Regions from separate parts of the Mus musculus genome. Here region 2 is linked to region 1. A link is a loop called in an ENCODE intact Hi-C map of the cell type or tissue named here. Cell type or tissue: left cerebral cortex. All regions are shown on one strand.

Region 1 (8,000 bases):
CACCGCATAGTATCCATGGAGGCAGAATGATTTTTTAAACAGTTTTCTGAAATGTTCTGTCCTTCCTCATGGGTAATTTGTCTGTCACTTTCTGACGTTCTTTTGCCCTACTGGCTCCTTGAGCTGCTTCAAAGCCCAAATTTCCCTGCAGGCAAAGGCATAGAACAATAGTTCTGCACGGCAACAGCTGCTTTGTTATGCTTGAGGTAGGAATTGTGTTGATGGGCAATGTAAACTAAACAACTCTCCCGCTGCATTTGAAGAGATCTTGACAGCTCGAGTCTCACAGGTCTCTGTTTTGTTCCTTGAAGAATCCACACTGTGAAGAACTCGTGGTGCAAACATATTGGGTCCCTGGGAAAGTGTCCCTGTCTGGGGACTCACGTGATGGGGATGTATTGCAGCCTAGTTCTGAAGGCTGGAACGCCAGGATCTCGGGGTCAGCAGGGCTGGACTCCTCCAGGGCCTCTCTCTTTGGCTAGTGGGGTGTTCTAGTTGCTTCTCTTGTCTCTTCTCATGGCCATCCCTTGGTGTGTGTCCCTGTGTCCCACTCTCCTCTTATGGCCACAGTGGTCACTTGGGGCTGTGGCTTACCTAGATGACCTTGGTTTACTTGGTTACTTCTTAAAAAAAAAAAAAAAACTTCAAATATAGTCACATTCAAAGTTCTGGGAATTAGGACCTAATATAGGATTTTGTATTTGGATCTGAAATGTCCCCCAAAGGACCTTTTACTTGATATTATTTAACAATGGTGAAAATCCATTAGTTGATATAATGATCTCTCTCTCTCTCTCTCTCTCTCTCTCTCTCTCTCCATGGCTAGGAGACAAGCACCTTACTTTACCAAAGTCTTCCTCATTATATGCTAATTTCACTAAGCCTAAAAACCAACTGACCATAGCCAGAAAGTTTCAAGATTGTAAACCTGAGTAAATCTCTCCCTCTCCCTCCCTCTTCTCTCTCTCTCTCTCTCTCTGTGTGTGTGTGTATGTGTGTGTGTGTGTGAGAGAGAGAGAGAGAGAGAGAGAATGAATATGTGTGTGTTATATTGGAATCCTGTACTTTGAGCATGTCAAGCACATGCCCTACCTAATCATTATATTCCTAATTCCCTTTTTGCTTTATAATTTTATTTGTCACAGGTATTTGTTACAGTACCAAAAAAAGCTAACATACACATTGAGGGACATAATCCAGTCCATAACAGTGGGGCTGGCCCTTGGCATAGGGTATCTGTCCAGTTGATGAAAACCTCCTTTGTAGTTTCCAAACTATGAACTTTATCCCGAAGCTTATATTTTTCATCTTCATTTACTTTCCAAAGCCAGTTTTCAGTTTTCCCCATGGCTGTCTCTGGTGGGATGGGAGAGAACGACCCTGACCTAAAGACCATAAAGAGGTCATATCTGGCCTCCATTCATGCTAGTGATGAAGGAGCTAGAAAATGTTTCACTGAATCAATGGTAAATAACTCCAACCTGAACCAGACTAGCACGCCTGTGTGATGGCTCCCAGGTTCCTAGAACAGGATGGCAACCTGAATTGTCACACAGCTATGTCAAATAGAACACTGTGTGGTGGTGAGAATGTTCATATCTGTCCCACACAGTGGCTACTCACCCTGTATCACTAGAGTATCCATGGGGCTGGATTTCTGATTTTAAGCCATTGCCAAATCAATGGCTATACATGGATAGATGTTATCGTCTTGGACGACATAGTCCAAGGGCAAGGATAAATAGGCACAGCCCTGGTACTTGCCGATTCTGTAGAACTGGGGCACCAGAGCACCACCCCTCCTACGACAGCCACTCTACATCCTCTATTAGCTTGAAGTGGCCTTTGGAGAAAGAAGCTATCACAAACGTTGGCTCAAGTATTCAGTCCCTGCCACTAGCTTCAAGTTGGGGTGCCCATAAAGAGATGGCTTGGTTTATTGCCTTGGATACAAAAGTCTCCAAGAGACCAGATGAGCATAGCTAGGAATGTTCTTAGCCACAGTGGAAAAGTTCCTGACTATGAAAGGTGTGCCTGTGGAAATATTAACCTGGAATATTGGTTGATAGCAATTTTGAGCCCACCATGGACCCCTTTTCAGGAGCTTTGCTGAGAGTGCAAGCTAGAGAACTCGGGGCTTGGGTTAAAATAGATGCAGTCTACGTTCCTTATTCCTTACTCATTGTTTTTAGCATTGCTTCGTAAAGCCCCATACTATGAGCAGTTAAGTTCTGTGGAGAATCAAGTCGCTCTTGCTCACAGTGGTTATCATGCCCCAGGCTCTGGGAAGCTCAGGTAGGCCAACCATTTTTATTTGTTACTTCACAGAGGTAAGCAGGGTAGGAGTTACCCAAGACAATGAAGGTAGCCATTACCTTTCGTCAGGCTAAGTATATAATTTCCCCAGTGATCCTCTGAGTAATAACAAAAACTTATGTGAGGTACATGTAGTGTTATATTCCCTGGGGCTTAATATGGCTCTCAGTAAAATTGATTTTCTGAAATCTTGCAATATACCTCATCAAACTAAATGAAACCTGCACTGCTTTTATAAGAAGTGATTGGATTTCGTGTGATAAATTAACCCTCACCGTCAGAGAGGTGCTGGGGAATAGGATGGTTCATTTCAGCCCCCATAGAGACCGTCCAGGATTTTAATTTTTTTCTACAGGACTTCATTCAATTCCCTCTGGGATTGGAAGGAGGTCTCACCCAACCCAGAATCTCCTAGGATTTAGCCAGCACGGCTGAAAAGAATTTCTGTCTTTATACTAAGGGGTATTGCTGACTTCTGAGGTCAGAGGTGAGAGGTGATGCCACACAGGGAATTTTGGAGAGTTCTTAGGGAAATAGGTCTCGTGAAATGGCAGAAGAGGGCTTTATCCGAGAGCAAGATCACATCTCTCCCCTCTGCAACACAGCCAGCTTTGTTGGGAGGTGTGTGGTACCGCCTTGCCTGCTCTTTAAGCTTTATATATTGTTTGTATATTCATAACACTTCTTGGGTGGCTGAAATCAGCTTTGCAACTCGGAGAGAAAACGCCTGGCTATCTGAAACAGAACATTCTCTCTGTAAATAAGCACGGGAATCGTGCCTTAAGCGACCCAAGGGGGACATCTTCTTTTGGAAGGGAAAAGTAAGTATGATTGGGCTTTGATTCAATCCATCCCTAGGAGACGGTTCCTAGGGTTCCTTTTGCAGCCTGAGAGAAATCACTCCAAGCAAATCCAAGGGAATGACAGGGTCTTCTTCTGTCGGGGTGGTCAGAATCTATTAGGCACAAGAACACAGCTTTCTATGACGATACTGAAATCCAAGGGCTATTGTGCATCATGGGCCCGGGCAATGCATAGCAGCCCTGCTTACTTGGCTGTCCCTTCATGCAGACAGCATGCTGCTCAAAATCTGACTCCCTTCAGTATGGTGGGCTTGATAAGAGCAGGCAGACCTTCTGAGTGTAGAAATAGATGAGGCTCAGTCTGGACAAAGGCCATTGCTTCTGTCCCTGATCTAGCTCGGAGCATGTTGATTCTGGGTCCATATGCACTCATACCATAAGTATATTATGAAGGTCAGAGGTCAACTTTATAGAGTTGGCTCTATCCTTCCAACTTTATGTGGGTTCTGGGGCTCAAACTCTGATCATCAGACCCTGCGAGTGGCTTTACTCACTGAGCTATCTTGCAGCCTCTTTATTTTCTTTATTAAAGTAACAATCAAAACATGGTGACATGCAGTTGTCCTGGTCTGCCTCCCTTCTTATTTGCCTGCATTCTTAGTGCACGACCTGGGTGCTAAACATATGAAGTGCTCAGGGAAACCTGGTTGAAAGAAAAAGAAGATAGAGTTCACTGAGGCCAGCCAAGAGGCAAATGGCTGCCTTTAGCAGTTATGTGGAAGCTAGGGCAGATTCCTATCTGGGTCACAGGGCCAGGTCACCATGTTCCTTCTGTATGGAATCTCTTCCATGTACTGCTGAGGCATGACCATTTTCTATTTGGTTTTGTATTACCCTGTCTAGACCTGGAACGTGAACCTCGGTCCCTGAGCCCTGGCAGGTTTGGTGCAGATCCTAGATTCCCTTGAGATCCAGTTCTCATTTCATCTTAAACAGAGAAAACGGGGGCAGGAGCTTGGACTGTGAAATTCTTGCTTCTTAAGAATGAGGACATGCTGACACCCCTCCTCCACCTCTGAAGGCAGTATAGAAGCATACATTTTTAGTTTCAGCTTGGGGAAGACAGAGATGGATAGATCCCTAAGTTTGCTGGCCAAAGAGTCTACCCTATATATTGAGGTCCCAGCCAGTGAGAGACCCTGGCTCAAAAAAAAAAAATAAAGATAGATAAGACCTGAAGAAGGATTCTTGAGGTCAAACTTTACCCCTCCTCCCAGTGCATACATGTGCACTGTACCTGTACACACACACGCACGTGCATGAAACCCCCCAACACTATAAAATAAAGAAGATAAATCTAGGGAACTGTTGTGACCTAGCGGTTGCAATCTCTTATTGTTTTCCTTTGACCTCAGGATGCTGAAGAATACAGGCATGTGTGTGCATGTGTGCACATGTGTGCACATGTGTGAGAAGGTGGGGGAGTAAACTGGAACACAGTTCCTTTCTTTGTGGTTGCAAAGAGCACCTTCTAAGAGAGCTCTGACCCTTCCATAACATGCTAAATGTTCATTTTTATTTAGTTTCTACTTTCTTCGTATTGCAGCAAGAATCCTGGTTTCCAACTTTCACTTCTATAAATAAGGGCATTTAAGAGAATTGCAGGGTATTTATATCCTCTCTAGCTTCTGTTCTATCTCACAAGAGCACATTATTCCAGGAGATGCCTGTGCTCCCATGTTGCTCCAGAACGTGAAAAAAAGAGGTTTCCTAGCATTGAGGACGACCTAGAGTTGGATGCCCACTGCTGAGACATCACTTGGCCCAGATGTGTCCAGATGGGCTGTGTTGTTGGTCTTTATTGCCTTGATGAGCTGATTTTAGAGACACGCTCAGTGGGCTGTCACCGTGGCTGTGAGACTCTGACAAAGGTCCTCAAGAACCTGTTTCCCAGATCTGCTGTTGCATCTGTAGAATTAACTCCCCCTTTTACTGGCCCCGACCCTGGCTTTGGATGTGTTCTTTTCTGGTTAAACACAATGAAGGAAGACCATCACTCGGAAAGCAGCCCTTCCTGCAAGTTCATCTGAGCTACTGTTTTTGAAGGAAGGATAGGGTCTGTATGTCTCCTGTTGGAGCAGGTCATGTGTCTGAAGGAAGAGCAGCTGAGAGCAGGAACCACTGTCCTTGGTCCTGAATTCAAACGTCCTGTCGGATGGAATGCTGAGACTCCAACTCCGGGGGAACTCCCAGGAAAGGCATGTCCACCCCGAAGGAAGGGCAGAGACGGCAGACAATGAGGGAGGTCCAAAGAGGTATCAGTGGAGAAAACATTTTTTAAGACAATATAAAGGTTTTGATTTGACAGACCTCATAGTTTCTCTTTCTAAAGAGCGAAGTTTAAAATGAAAAAATACAGTTTCAGCTTTGCTGTTGAAGAAATACAGCTGTGACTTAAGCTGTACAGTGTGGCGTATGTTATATAATATTTGCTAAGTTTGTGTATATTTGTCACAAATCTAGGTACAAATAGATTTTCTGGGGTGTGTGTGAGGGTGTCACAGGTAAGTGTGCCCCACCCCATCCATTGGGCTCTATTAACCCAAGTCAGCAATGGTTGAAGACTCCCCTTGTGTTGGTTGGTGTGACTTGCTGCAAACACAATGTTTACCAATCAGTGCCAATTCTTAGCCATATTAAGAGCTTCAGCCATGCTATATATGTCCTCTGAGATATGAACTCTCTGTTCCCTTCTGTTCCAGTAAAGCCTCCACGTAAGTTTCTGAAAGTATCTTTCATTTCACCATAATCTCTTAGTCTTGGAAAGGGCTCCTCATGAAAGACAGAAGACAAGAATAGCACCCAGAAGTCTCATGCCACACTGACAGCCTGAGGGATTTCTGAGAACAGTGGTTTTTTTGTTTGTTTGTTTGTTTGTTTGTTTTTGTTTTGTTGTTGTTTTTTCAGATGGAAACCCAAACTGAAGGCATTTTCAGGTCCCTGGCAGCTATCTACACCTTGATGTTTCTATGCAAGGAGATGCAGGGAGCCCTGTTTACAACTAGTGTGGAATGTAAAGGCAAACCATTTTACTGCTATGCCTATTTCTGGTTAATTGTGAAAATTATTCCTTTTAGCCACAAGTAAAACCTTTGAGATTTTTCTTCTTACTTCTCTGTATGTCTGGGGAGGCAGGCATCAGTAAACAGTCATGCCCCATTTTGTTTCTAGTAAATGAATTATCATCATAATAATTACCAGTCAAAACATCTGGTTTGGGCACAGATTGATCCAGAAACTTCTCAGTGTAAAATGTGAGCTTTCTTTTTATTTCTAACCTGGCTTGGCTTTGCAGCTCCTTGGACTCACTGCCATACTCTTTGAGCACATACCCTTGGAAGTTGGTATTGTATCTGTTTCAAATTTGGATGATCTATCTTAAGAGACAACTATTGTTGTACACAGTACCATTTTTGTGTGTCTTTACTGCTTTGTAAAGCAGTAAATACAGATACAGATACAATACCAACTTCCAAGGGTATGTGCTCAAAGAGTATGGCAGTGAGTCCAAGGAGCTGCAAAGCCAAGCCAGGTTAGAAATTAAAAAGAAAGCTCACATTTGTTTCTAGCAAAACCATATTTACAAACCTGGAGTTTGGTTGCTCATATCTGTCTCTTGCTTCTCTCCATAAAGCCTCCTAGGAGAGCCACCCGGGCCACTTTGGCATTTATTAGGATGCTTCTGTGAGAGATTCCTGTCTAGGATGTGATAGGGTGAGTGTATGGTGGGGCTTGATAGGACAGTTTTCCAGAAGTTTGAGCCTTGAGCCACCTTTATGTCAGAGAGTGCGTGAACATGCACCCCCTCACACACACCCTTAACAAAACAGACAAAGGAACCATTCCCCAGCCTATTGTACTTGACTCGGTTGCACCAGACTTCGTAGGAAATCTTCCCAAAGCACACCGAGACTCGTGAGCAACTCAAAATATATGGATATTTGGCAAAGCCAATAACCTTAGCTCTAGAACTTTTGTCCTGATCCATGGGTCTGACTTAAAATCCTGGAATTTGCTTAGCATAACTTACGCTTACGCTGATGCAGGTGTTCCCGGCATCGTACACTGAGAGCTGGTTAAGCGAGAAGCTGTGCTGAAGCCCAACGAGTCAGCCAGAGAAAGGAGGTTAGCATGACCCGCTTGCTGACACACACAGAGTTTATGGGTCACAGAGCAGGAGATTTGGCCATATCATTAGGAAATGCTCAACCTTCACCGTGGCAGTTTGTCAGATAAATCTGGGAAGTAAACAACTGGGGAGGGCGGGTGGTTTTCATTCTAGATTTCGTTGGAGCCCCAGGCCTCCTGGAGGAGCCCAGGAGAGCAGTTCAAGGCCTGCCTGCCCACTTCAAAGAGGCTCAGCTTCCATCTCTTGCCTACTCAAACATCACAAAAGGGTTGCTTTTTGAAACCTGGATCTGATGCTTAAAATGGAGACAAAACAAAGACAAACATTAGACTGGATGTTCTATAAGGATGCTCTCGGCACTGAGATTTCAAGATCACTTTTTTTTTTTTTTTTTTAGTGGCTTGCTGAGGAAAACACATTTTCCTCTCTTTAAAACAGACTTGTGTAAGACTACATCAACTCTTTTGTGTGTCAGAGCTGTCTTACAAAATGCTAATTTAACATTTGCAGTTTAAAAATAAGTCAAGGAGAGAAGTTCCCTTTGGCCCATAAGGAGCATATATAAACTTTAGAATGCTTCTATCAAACAGAAGTTTGGGTTTTCCCAGGCTGGGAGGTTTTAGGAATAGATAGCAGCAATAGACGGATCCCTAACACTCTTAGGATCTTGCCCTGAGAAAAGCAGTAGGGGC
Region 2 (8,000 bases), 390 kb after region 1:
GTAATCATTCTCCTTAGCAGTTTAAAATACAAATAATAAATTTAAAAACCGCCATAAACATTAAAATGTAACCAGAGATCCTGGTGTACATTCTAATCCTGTAAATTAATGTTTATGTTGGGGTTCTAGATGTGGCTCAGCAGTTAAGAACACTTGTTGATCCTACAGAGGACCTGGGTTCAGTTCCCAGTGCCTACATGGCGGCTCACAACCTTCCAGCTCCAACGCCAGGAGATCTGATGTCCTCCTCTGACCTCTGCAGGGACTGCATACTCATGATGCACATATGCATATTCATACAGACAAAACCACTTATAGACATAAAATAAACAAAAGTAAAAAAAGTTATATGTATTTAATTCAACAATGTTATATGAATGTACCTCTTATCAACCCTCAATTATTAAGTGTTAATTATTTTTAATATTTTGTTATTAATAGTACTCTAATGAAATTCCTCAACTGTCCTTACAAAATTCTTCCTGAACATCTCTAATTGTCTCTAAAATAAATTCTTAGATGTAGAATTGCTAAGTCAAAAGTTTTCACAGTCTCAATATTTTTATATTTACTTGTTAAATTTCTATACAAATACTTATTTCCACTTATCCTAGAATCTTTTGGGCTTGATATAAAATATCACCCTCACAGAACATTCTGTGTGTACGTCTGTGCAAGTATTCATATGCATATGTGATTAAAACAGAGTCCTTCCCATGCTAAAATATAAGCGGAGTGTAGACTTTAGTCCATAAATGAACACTGGTAAATGGAGACTTTAGACTGAAATAATTATTTAAACAGAGGAAATCTGCTTGCAATACAGCTTGCCCACCTAGTAATAGAATGACCATTGCTTTTTTAGACATTCAGAACTATTGACAGCTGTTTACCTGTATCTTTTAGACATGTTGCCTCTCTCTCTCTCTCTCTCTCTCTCTCTCTCTCTCACACACACACACACACACACACACACACACACACATACTTGAGAGAGAGAGTGCCATCACACAGTGCAACCTACTTTTTAATAAAGGAAGATTGTGTGGAGGAAGTGACATTCTATCTGACTGAACAGAAGTAGAGAGAGTTACACAGTCCCACAACACCAGCAGGGCACTGCACCATTTCACTGGAGGGATACAATAGTTACCTGGTATGATTAGAACCCTCCCCCCAGACAGACTCACCTCCCCAACATCAATCAGCCTACCCGTGTAGGCTAAATTCTAATACTTTGGGCTTCAAACTGAAAAGTTCATGGTTAAGATGCAGCCAGAACATCCCAGGCCTTAAGCCATTAGCAGAGTTAGTGGCTGAGCTCAAAAGAACCTACCAAGGTCCTAGTGTCACCTAAAAAGAATGGATATGTGTGAAAGGCATGCAAGGGGCCCAATCAGGGTAGAGTAACAGGAAGCAGCCTGTTGTGGCCTGGGGGCAGAAGGACAGCTTGGTGACAGAAGGAACAGCATAGTGTGTTTCTGAGAACCCTGACATGAGAGGCTTTGTTATAGGTGGTCAGAGGGGTTCAGACAATTAATTGGCTTATTGGACTGGAACTTTGAATTCCGTTCTCTGCTGGTCCTTTCACCACACAGGTCAGATAGCTTCTGTTTTCACAACATGGCGTCCAATAGAAAAATCACTGCAGGTGAATATGCCTGACCTCTTTTCCTCCCCAAGGTGAGTATCTGAGGCAGGCCAAGCACACACTGGCTCACTTTCATTGACAAGACGATGATGGTCCCCAGTGGTAACCCTGAGGAAAGTCCTAGGTACTAAAGTAAAGCACTCGCCGTGGTGCCCTCTTCACTGGCACACTGTTATGCGTATCATCACGGCTTTCTCTCTGGGCCTGTCACCGAATTATGGTAATTTCTTCTAGTCATGAGTTTTAATCAGAGTTGAAGTCTCTGAGTTACTGACAGCTCTGGAGAGCTGTAACTGCTCAAAGATTGACTTCACACTGTCACAAAATCATAACACAAGCAGAAAGCTAGCGGCTCTCACTAGCCTCCCCCTGCCAATTAAAAACAAAGCGTCCTTCTAAACAGTGGGTTTCATAGAAAAGAAGAGGGAGGTAGACGGTCGCCTGCCTCTTCCTTCCCTTTCCCAGGTTCAAAGCAAGAAACAATACCCTGGCAAAGGCAGTCCAAGAATGAGATATTGCAATTTAGCTAATGGTCTCTACAGGAAGCAGAAGTCATTTCTTTGCCACTCTGTGGTACTTAGACGGCATCGAGAATGTTGGCTTTCTCCTGACCTTGCTTGAGCTGTCCACGGGCATTGTCCACAGTCACGTGCTTGTGTCAGTACCACAGGCTTGGGCGAACAGGTCATGGGGCATGTGCACTTGCCTCTCTGGAAGTCATGAAGCAGAGCAGGTGGCCCTTCCCGCCTTCACTTCTTGTCATCGTCTGTGATGGAAATTCCTTCCTGAGCAGATAGGACCCCAGCTATGTGGCTGCTTGGTTGAGGCAAAGCAAGAAAGCTCAGTTCCAACCCTAGAAAGCCCTTATAGATGTCTTATGTGAGTTCCAACCCTAGAAAGCCCTTATAGATAGATGTCTTATGTGAGTTTGCCATCAGGTTATCTCCCCTTACCTAAAGCCAGGGCTGATCTTCCTTTTACTCCCTTAGTTCCTAAGGCCTCCAGGGCTAGAATCAGTCAGTCTGATACCTACTTAGGCAAGGCCTTATTATTCATTCAAGGTTTCATCTGCTTTAAAGTCACTTCTTAAGTACCTATTACAGAAACAGGTAACTTGAATAAATCAAGCTAGCATGGGCTAGGTTGGAACAGGGCTTAGCTCAGTGGCAAAGTATATACCTAGCAGCATAGATGTGTCTCTGTATTTGATTCCCAGTACCATGGGGGGAAAAAAAAGAGAGACATAGATCATACTGTAGTAAGAATCCTAAAATCTCAGTAGTCAAAAAAAAAGTTTATTGGCTATGCCATATATTTGCCAGGTTGCCAAAAGAGCTATATGTCAGAGCCATTCAATAAATCAGAACACCACCAGTGACCAAGGGATGGGGGGGAGTCATCATGATGGATGCAACCTTTTTACATTATTAGCCAGAGTTAGTCTCATGGCTTCATCTACCCCCAAAAGGACCAGAAGATACAATTCTCTTTGTGTATCTGAAGTCACAGAGCCAGAAGTATTGATCAAGCTCCAGAAATGACTATGCACTCTCAGGTCAGCTGTTTATTACACTTAGAAGGAAAATTAAGGTCTGCAGAGTAAAGAATTACCCCTTGTGGTCCTATTTACTATTTGTGTTCCATTCTCACATTCTAGGCAGTGATAACCAGAAAATCGGATGACGGTGTTTCTGATTCATACCTGGTGTTTACCTGATGTACTCAGTTCTCTAGGTGGCTTGCCGGAGAGAACCCAAAATTACATAGGTATGTGCTAAAGATGAAAAGGACAGGGTGAGAGTGTGTACAAAGAATATGCTAAACTATTTCAATTTAGTGGGAGAGAGAAAAGGAGGGAGGGAAAGGGGGAGGAGAGAGAGAGAGAGAGAGAGAGAGAGAGAGAGAGAGGCAGAGACAGGACTCTCAGAGGGACAGCAAGTGGATGGAAATGAAACTGGACAAGGGTAATTTTGGCTGCAAGCTGCTAGTTTTCTGGAAGCATGAAAACAGAAGAGTCAGTGTAAAGATTATTGCATCAGGCTGAACATGAATCAGTTACAGCTTGGAGCAGAGTCTGGAGGAAGGAGACATCGGAGATTACGGTGGAGGCATAATTGATGCAGGGAGGCAGTGGTGAGCAGAAGGATGGATGTGTGTGTTGTTCTTGGACCCAAGAGGATTGCAGCACTTCTGTAGGGATGCTTCTCTGTGGCAGCAAGAATCTGCAGTCCAAAAACAGAAAGGCACAGAAATGATATTTCTCTGGCCTTGCAAATGCTGTAGATGTGCTCAGTACAAAACGCAGCAAAGAAAGAAAGAAATTCCAAATGTGGCCAGTGATGTAATGCTGAGTGTCTATCCTCAGGAAGAGGCGTCCAGAACTCCTCGTGCACCTTAAGTAACGATTTCAGAGAATCGGTCTGTGAAGGGATCCCACACTCAATCTGTTGGCAGATTCCATTGGCTCTGCCCTCAACTTACAACCTCAGTAAACTCTATCTCAGCACCACCTGCCACCTTCCTCCGAGCCACCATGATCTCTTGTCAGGTTTTCCTGCAGCAGCCTGTCTTACCGTTGAAAGCCCAACTCCCTAACTCTTATGAAGCTGTGTTAGGTGTTTTGTTTGAAATGGACCATTTCTCTATCTGAAACTCTTCAGGGATTTCCAACTCCTCCCAGAGGATCTCAGGGCCTTCCTTGGTCCTAGAAAGCCCTATAATACACGGACTTCTAAATCTCTATGCACTTGGTTCCTTCCTTTGTTCTCATTTGACTGGGGACACATGAGTATTGCTACTCCCTCTGCCAAGCCTCAGTCTCAGGGTCTTTGCACAGGCTGTCTCCAAGCTTGGGAGTCTCTACATCCAGAAATCTGCACTGGGGCTCTCCCTCCTTCTGATATCTGCCCAAGCATCATTTTATCAGTGAGGTCTTTGGCACCCAGCCTATTCAATGGAAAAGCCCAGCTGCAGCCTTGAAAGATTAGGCCCCTAACTCTTGCCTTAACCAGTTTTGTGTGAAGAGCTTGTTATGTGCAACATTTTTTTCTATCTTGTTTAGTCATAGTGTAAGTGGGCTCCGGGTGATGGGACAGGAGGATTCTTGTGTGATTTGTTCACTGCTGTAATTCTAGCACTGGGAAGAGGAGATGAGCCCAATTAATGAGTGCTGATTTGATAGAATGAAACCCTAACCTTATCAGTGCATCGGCACAGCAGGGAAGGACACTCAAGAGATAAGCACTTCTTCTTTTTTTTTTTTTTTTCTGAGATGCTGTGTGTAAACCTGGGGATCTCCTCCTCCTCCCTGCTTCTGGCTGCCATGGATACAGGTTTCTTCAAGGGGGTCAAGGATGTGACAGATGCTTTACATTAGCTTTTATGTTCCCCATAAAATTAGCAAAAAGCAAACCTTGAATAACAGAGCTGTGATTCTATCTCGCACTTCTGATCTGACACAGACCGTAAGAGCTTGGATCTGGAGGCTAAAGGCTGTTTCCAGAACCTTCAATGGGATTACACCTGTGTAATTCATTTACTCTTACTCATTTTATAGATGTTTACAGGCAGAGAGGGAGAGGAAAAAAATCCACAGAGCCAGCAACAACCAAAGGGGAGGGAGGAAGACAAGTAGTGGTTTTCATTTCTAAATTATAATCATTACATATGGCACAATATCCTGCCAGACAATAATACGTATCAGATAAATGAGAAAGCACGGTTAACATCAAGGTAAACACAACGAGATGGCTTTGTAAAAGAGGAGCATTACTTTGCTTCAGCTTTGGAATATGATTTTCAATATAGCAATTTCAATTCGCATGAAAAGTCAAGAGACTAATGGATTTTCAGCCAAGGGGACTGGTATAGGAAATATGATCAGAGACTGCCCAGGAGGACATTCAAAAGGCCTCTGAACTGCCCTACCCCAGCTACACAAGTACTAGCAACCCATGAGCTTTCATTACGCATGCCCGAGTTTCTAAAGAAACAAAACACAAGAGAAAACAAAGCAGTCATGCAGCTAGATTTAGGGCAGTGACAATCAGCCAGGCCTATTTTTAAAGATGGGCTCTCATTATGTTCCCCAGGTTGGTCCTGGAATTCTGAACTAGAGTAATCTTCCTACTTTAGTCTCCTGAGTGACTTGGGCCATCAGTGCACAGAACTGTACCTGCCTTGAATACTCTAGTATATTCACTCCACGGCTGGGCTGGGGAGGTAGCTCAGTAGTTACAAAAGCTTACCGTGTAAATGTAAGTACTGGAGTTTGGAGCCCAAGAAGCTATTTAAATGCTGGGCAGATATGGCAGCCCACCTGTAATTCTAGTGAAGAAGAGACAAGGATTCCCAGAACAAGCTGGCTAGCTCAGCCAGCCCAGAATGATAATTACGATTCAAGTGAGAGACCCTGCCTTGGTGACTACAGTGAGGGACACCCACAACCAACAAAGACAGCTTTGACAGCATGGCAAGCAAGCACCCATACACATGTGAACATGTTCACACACGCGGACCATACAATACATTTATAAAAGAAAGCATTTACCTGGGGATTTGCTTACAGTTTCAGAGGTTTATTCTGTCACCAGCATGGCAGGGAGCATGGCAGCACACATGCACTGGAGCAATGGCTGAGAGCTACATCCTGATCTAAAAGCGAAGGGAGAGACTGGGCCTGGCATGGGCTTTTGAAACCTAAAGCCCACCCTCAGTGACACACGTCCTCCAACAAGGTCACATCTACTCCAACAAGGCCACATCTCCTAATCTTTCCAAACCTGTTAATCAGGGTTCCTTCCTAGTGTCCAAGCATTCAAATATATGAGTCTATGGGGGCTATTCTTATTCAAGTCACCACAGTTCAGGAGTTCAAGTCCAACCTAAGCAACATAGTGAGGCCCTCCATCTCCAAAAACCGAATTAAAAAAAAAAAGAGTATTCAAAAATGACCTGTTGGAAGTATTGATGGGGAAATGACCCTTTCCCTTATACCTGGCATGTCCTAGATAACAGGCCATATACTTTCCTCGACCAGTAAGAAAGATAACTTTCCTCAGCTTCAGTTGAGAAGAACCATTAAGACTGTCAAAGAGTCTTTTCCTGTGGCTGTCTAGCCATAGGCCACTCAGTGGATTCAGCTTACTCTGTGTGTGGGCTCCTTATGGCCTCCAGAGACTATGTATGCAATTTTATGGAGGTTTTTCTTGTTCCAATCAGACAAGACCTTTCAAATACATACTATTGTATATAAGAAAACTGTCCACAAGATGGCTATAAAATTTAGCAATTCAACCCACAAGTAGTTTTTGAGCACATTCCATTATGTGAGACATTATTCTCTACGGCATAATTGCATTTCGTAAACAAAATGGACTAAACATCACTGCCCCCATAAAGCTTCTATTCTATGTATGAACAGGGGAATGGACAATACCTCCACTAAAAGACATTATATATTCTTATTATGCATTCTTTAGATAGCAACTGCTATGTGCAGTAAAGAAATATCAAGGAGAGAAGGGCCATGGAATGAGAGTGAACCTTAGAGAGAATTAGGCCGGCTTTCAGCGGAAAAGAGATTCACGTGGAAGCTTCAACAACATCTTCCAAATGGTCTACCTGTTGTTGGCAGAAAGCATCTACCATTCATTCGTGACCCAGTCATTTGGCTGTTATGACATGGACGGGTTGTGGACACAATCTAAGAGAAGCAAAGTAGAATGAGAACATCAGGATTGGGACACTTGCAGGGAATCGGATGGCTGCTTTAATTACATGTGATCCTCTCCCAGCTAGGGCCAGGGCAGTGTGACCTCATGCCACTCGCCCTCCACAGTCCCTCACAGGCATCTCTGAGAATCTTGAAGGATTGCTCAGAAATGTGGAGAGACCCAGAACCCATGACAGAGCTAAAAGTTTCCAAGGTCAATGGACAGTGCAATGTGTCTACTGCTCTCTGCTAGGGGAAGGGTGTCACCCTGTCCCTCCTCTGGTTAGAAATTTTTCATGACCCATTGCCATTCCAGGAGCACTAAGCTATAGAAACTCAGAATACTGTTTCTGTGCTTAAAAGTTCTGGACTACTTGGGATAACATATGGCGCTACCTTCTCCTTTCTCCTAGGGTTCCTCCTCTCTAGCTTTTGCCTCCTCCTCTTCCTCCTCCTCTTCCTCCTCCTCCTCCCCTCCCCTTTTTCCTCCCACTCTTCTGACTATGCTTGGTCTCCTTAGGGTTCACAAACTACTGACTCTCGCTCCTGAGAATAGTCGCTCCACAGAGACTATGCTTGAGTTTAGGGTTTTGTCCTGTGCTTGTCTGGTGACGGATCTCTGTTTATGGACATTGT

Evidence for each region. Hi-C counts contacts between places; a loop is a spot of excess contacts. Peaks named below come from ENCODE experiments on the same cell type or tissue, not always from the same donor. Only the 100,000 strongest peaks of a DNase experiment are listed, where the experiment ranks them.
Region 2: it touches region 1 in a loop (2.5-fold over the local background); 2 of 42 quality-filtered maps call a loop at or near these places.

The regions. Positions count from the first base shown.
Region 1 is chr3:85,140,461-85,148,460 of GRCm38, forward strand. No RefSeq gene overlaps it. Among named protein-coding and RNA genes, the nearest start is that of Gm31096, 22 kb to the left of the region's middle. In left cerebral cortex, no CTCF peak of the experiment used is centred here; DNase peaks (open chromatin) are centred at 3,183, 4,160, 4,830, 7,274 and 2 more places; H3K27ac peaks cover 5,349 bases.
Region 2 is chr3:85,526,958-85,534,957 of GRCm38, forward strand. It overlaps Gm3740. Among named protein-coding and RNA genes, the nearest start is that of Gm31419, 39 kb to the left of the region's middle. In left cerebral cortex, no CTCF peak of the experiment used is centred here; DNase peaks (open chromatin) are centred at 3,359, 3,861, 3,965 and 4,613; H3K27ac peaks cover 5,533 bases.